2 separate regions of the Homo sapiens genome follow, and region 1 is linked to region 2. Evidence: read pairs that join two places in POLR2A ChIA-PET (ENCODE). Cell type or tissue: PC-9. All regions are shown on one strand.

Region 1 (2,500 bases), 150 kb before region 2:
GGTTCAAGCGATTCTCCTGCGTTAGTCTCTCTAGTAGCTGGGATTACAGGCACACACCGCCACGCCTAGCTAATTTTTGTATTTTTAGTAGAGATGAGGTTTCACCATGTTGGTCAAGCTGGTCTCAAACTCCTGACCTCAGGTGAGTCATCTGCCTTGGCCTCCCACAGTGCTGCGATTACAGGCGTGAGCCACTGCGGCCCGCCTATTTTCTTTTTCTATATGAGAAAGGTGAAGGTCAGGTACGTGGCCAAGGTCACATATAAAGCAAAAGGCAGGGCTGGGTTCCTACGCTACTGTTTCAGTTGGCTTCTTTCCATCTCTTCACAAAACTGAGATGATGGTAACCTTGGATTAACTGGAGCTGAAATATGTGCTAGAATTTCCCTTTAGACCTCCAAAGCCCAGTGAAATTTTTATAGGTGCTACTAGAAAAAGGGGCTTTCTTCTAATTATTTAGGTATGACACAAAATAAATCATGTCATCTTTGCCTTCTTTTTCCTCATTTCAAATGGATGTTGCATCATGGATTCAGCATAACTTTTTTTTCAAGGGGGCTCTGCTGAAACTATGCTCTGTTGCATCCTTAGCCCGTGATCTGGTTAGGGCAGAAATGCCCGGGAATCAGGCTCTTGGTTCAAATTACCCTCCCTAGTACAGATCAAGCGGGACCTAAGACTGCAAAAGTATTTACTGTTGTCAATTAAGCTACAAAATAAGCTATTCATTGACCTTGGCTCAAATCAAATCCTAGAAAATGGAACTTGTCTTTACCCTGTCATAATCAAAATTATGGGTCCTACAGGAAACTTTTTTGTGTCTGTGCTCAGAAAAAAATATGAAGTGGCTTTGCTTTGTCTCTATTTACCATGGTTTCACCATGACCTTGTCCAAGGTCAGTGCTCTGTGAGTCGGCTTATGGCCAACAGGAAGACAACATGGCCGAGCTGTGAGCACCTGACCAGCGTCGAGCAACACTGTGAACGAGTGGTGTATAGCGTCCACTGTCACCAGTTCCTGGAGGTCAGGGCTTGCTTTTTTCTTTCTCAAACAACTGCCTCTAAGCAGCCTTCATATCTAGCAGAATGTCAAAGAAGATCATTCCACAATTTATTTATTATTTATTTATCTATCGAGATGGGGTTTCACTCTGTCGCCCAGGTTGGAGGGCAGTGGCATGATCTCAGCTCACTGCAACCTCTGCCTCCCGGGATCAAGCAATCCTCCCACCTCGGCCTTCTGAGTAGTTGGGACTACAAGCACACACCACCATGCCCGGCTAATTTTTTGTATTTTTAGTAGAGATGGAGTTTTGCCATGTTGCCCAGGCTGGTCTCGAACTCCTGAGCTCAAGTGATCCGCCCACCTCAGCCTCCCAAAGTGCTAGGATTACAGCCATGAGCCACCACGCCCAGCCTATTCCACAGTAACTTAAATGAAACTTCTACTTAGAGAAACGAAAAATACAGCCAGTATTAAACTGCCCCTTGAACTCCCCAGCAGATGAGATAAACCCTGAGTCACAACTTTCTTGCCTGACTTGTCTCTTCCTCTATTCAGATTTCCTCCCATCTGAACAACTGGCTCATGGACAGACAGAGGCTGACCTGTGGCAGCAATTGTGAGCTGTGCTTCCTTTCCTTGAGTTATAAAATCTCGGGCTTTTTATTGGACACACAGTTACCCAGAATAAAAAATTCATTCCCAGCCTACCATGTAGTTTAGATGTGGCCGTGTGACATAAGTGGAAGGGGTGTATTCAAGTTCTAGGACATTCAAAATTAGGAGGTCTTGATCAGAGCTTCACTGGGGGCCCATAAGGATGAGGACAGACCAAGGCCATACCCTAAGGATGGCAGAGCAGGAAAACCAGACAACTGCAGAGCTACACAGCAGCCTTGAACTCCCTCCATCCAGAATGTTAAGTGGGAGAGAAATAAACACATGCCACAGTAACAACCAATAAAACTCCCTCGTAATTACAGCTGCATATTCTCAGGTGGGCATTTTTCTATTTAAATGCGATAAAATTAAATTCAACCCCAGAAGTTTTTCTATGGCACCAGGTTTACACAAATCATTTGCAATTAAATCCCTTTGCAATATGTTAGTGCTCACTTCTCAGAATCCAAAATAAGGGAAAAAATCTGTTGTAGATTATTACATGTACATTATTATAGATTACCTGATTGTATATTTCTGTGCTCACTAATTGTTTTATGAGTATATTTATGGTCTTTTCCATTACATAGAATATTTCTAGTTTTCACCTTTTTGTCTTACTCTTTCTTTCTCAATAGCCTAGGGCACATTAATGAAAGCATAAAAGATACTGAACGAATATATGTTTTAATGAGCATTTAAAGACTCTATAATGTAATCATATTTTAACATTTCTCCTTCATTCACTCACTCCTCATCCTCGTCTGAGATACTCAGGTTGTGGATGGAGGAAAATATATGCCTCAGCTAAATGGCAAATTGCCATGGGGTTGCTCC
Region 2 (2,500 bases):
CGCACAGAGGTGTGATGGCAGGAGTGTGCAGGACATATCCAAGGACGGTGGTGGATGGGGTGGCGGGGGCGGGGGTTCCCGGTGACTGGAGCAGGTGATTGTGGTAGGGAGTGGCCAAATATGAGGGCGGAAGAACAGGTTAGGCAGGCCAGAGCATGTTCAGAAGAAAGGAAGTAGAGGTTGGAGTGTTGAAGAGAAGCTGTGGAACAATCTCTCCATCCCCTATTTTGGGAAAGCCTACTCATTCTCATCAGTTCTTCCTGACCTAGCTGCTACCCAGGAAAAATCGACCCCTCTCCTGTTTTCCCTCCCCATGTGCTTTTTTTCACAGGGTTAGCCACTTAACCCATTGTTTTTGTTTGTTTGTATTTGAGACAGAGTCTCCTCTATTGCCCAGGCTGGAGTGCAGTGGCGCTATCATGGCTCACTGTAGCCTCAGCCTCCCTGGGCTCAGGTGATCCTCCTGAGTAGCCTCCAGAGTAGCTTGGACTACAGGTGTGCATCAATACGCCTGGCTAATTTTTGTATTTTTTGTAGAGATGGGATTTCGCCATGTTGCCCAGCTGGCCTCGAAATTCTGGGCTTGAACTCCTGGGCTCAAGCAATCCTCCAACTTTGGCCTCCCAAAGTGCTGGGATTACAGGCATGAGCCACAACCCATTGTTTTCTGGTTGGTTTAGATGACTTCTGCTGAGGGAAGGGATTTTAGTTTTTCCTAGTTAGGTTACTTAATTACCTAATAGATGCCAAATACATGTTTCTTAAGTTAGGCTATTCTGTAGATTAATATCTCAACTGAGATGTCTTACAACTTTAAAACTGTAAAGATTCTATGATTCTAAATAACAGCATTTCCCACACTGGCCTGATTTTATTTACGGTAGTCCCCCCTTATCGATGGTTTCACTTTCCACATTATCCAAGGTCAACCATGGTCAAAAATATTAAATAAAAAATTCTAGAAATAAACAATTCATAAGTTTTAAATTGTGTGTTGTTCTGAAATAGTGTGATGAAATCTTGTGCGATCCTGCTCCCTCCTGCCCAGAACGGGAATCATCCTCTTGTCCAGCATATCCACACCATGTATACCTGGCCCTGTGAGTCACTTAATAGCCATCTCTGTTATCAGATTGACTGTTGGGGTATTGCAGTGCTTGTGACCAAGTAACCCTTATTTTACTTCATAATAGCCCCAAAGTGCAAGAGCACTGTGCCTAATTTATGAATTAAACTTAATCATGAGTATGTATGTGTAGAAAAGAATAGTATATATAGGCTTCGGTTTCAGGCATCCACTGGGGGTCTTGGAATGTACCCCTGACAGATGAGGGAGGGCTACTGTAGTCTATATGGCAGAAATGCTTCTCTTTGACACTGAAGAACTCTTTGGGCACCATAGCTTGTTTGGCATGAATGACTTTTTTTTCCTTAAATGTAATTTGTTTAAAGTTCTTTGTCTAAGAAAATGAAATGTGCACATTTTGAAACTCCAAAAATAAAACACTAGAGAGATGACGCCAAAACAGTGATTTCAATCAGAAATGCTTTCTGAATCCAGCATCTAAATGAGAATTAATTATGGAATCAGATCATAGTTAGTAGGCATTCATTATTTTAAGGCAATTGATAGCAGTATTGAGGAACCTAAATAATAAAGTATTTTAAACATCCTCTAGTGTTTTTCACATTTCTAATGAGTTGTGGGGACCAAATGTTCCTTATATGCAAGATGAAATATGAATGATTGTATCTTATTATAAAGTTTTCAAGTTCTAATGAGGAATATCTTTCTCACTCCCTTGGTGGATAGATATCTTCCCACAAATCAGATCACATTGATCATGTGCTGTTTTATTTGAGATTAATTTAGAAATAAGTGCTCTTCATTTACCATGGAATTAGTAGTAAAAGTTTTCTGAGATCAAATTTACTGAGGTAGTTTCCTGCAAAATTCTACAGAGAAGTATAAGATTGGATAAGCCTATTAAACACTCTAGTTTCTGTTAAAAGTGGTTTCTCAAGCTTGAGATGCAGATTTGGAGTGAGGAAACTTCAGGAAACTCCATTGTACAGTCCCTGTTGGTCTGTCTTGCAAGGCTTAGCAATATTAATTTCAGAAGAGCTTTGATTTTGCTTGATTGCTTTTCTTCTTATTTGGAAACATATGCTGTTTATTTCATGTATAAGATACAAAACATTTAATAATATAACTTATCAGTGTTTCAACATAATTTATGATCCACTTAGCAACTTAATAATAAGCTTTTGAGGTTAAGTTCTAGATATAAACTGTTAAATAATTTAGTGCTTATTTTTTCAACAGATGTGAATTATTAAAAAGAAAATGGCCCAACGGAGCACTGTATTTCCTTCTCGTGTCACCAAGGAAAGGTATAATATATGGAAAATATGCATCTAAGGTATACTTTTCCTTTCCACTCATCCCATGGGGGCTGCTAGTGGGTGTGATAGTTACAAATCAAAGCTTGGGCTGTTA

Evidence for each region. Peaks named below come from ENCODE experiments on the same cell type or tissue, not always from the same donor. Only the 100,000 strongest peaks of a DNase experiment are listed, where the experiment ranks them.
Region 1: POLR2A ChIA-PET joins it to region 2 with 5 read pairs; 3 of 35 experiments call an interaction of 5 or more read pairs at or near these places.

Annotation. Positions count from the first base shown.
Region 1 is chr15:59,304,077-59,306,576 of GRCh38, forward strand. All of the region lies in intron 1 of MYO1E (myosin IE), which reads right to left. Among named protein-coding and RNA genes, the nearest start is that of MYO1E, 68 kb to the right of the region's middle. RefSeq lists a silencer at 141-317. In PC-9, no CTCF peak of the experiment used is centred here; DNase peaks (open chromatin) are centred at 165 and 1,545; H3K27ac peaks cover 2,500 bases.
Region 2 is chr15:59,456,224-59,458,723 of GRCh38, forward strand. FAM81A (family with sequence similarity 81 member A) reads left to right here. Exons shown (of 9, transcript NM_152450.3): 2 at 2,327-2,423. The coding sequence starts at 2,404. Among named protein-coding and RNA genes, the nearest start is that of FAM81A, 19 kb to the left of the region's middle. In PC-9, no CTCF peak of the experiment used is centred here; DNase peaks (open chromatin) are centred at 128 and 1,108; H3K27ac peaks cover 1,150 bases.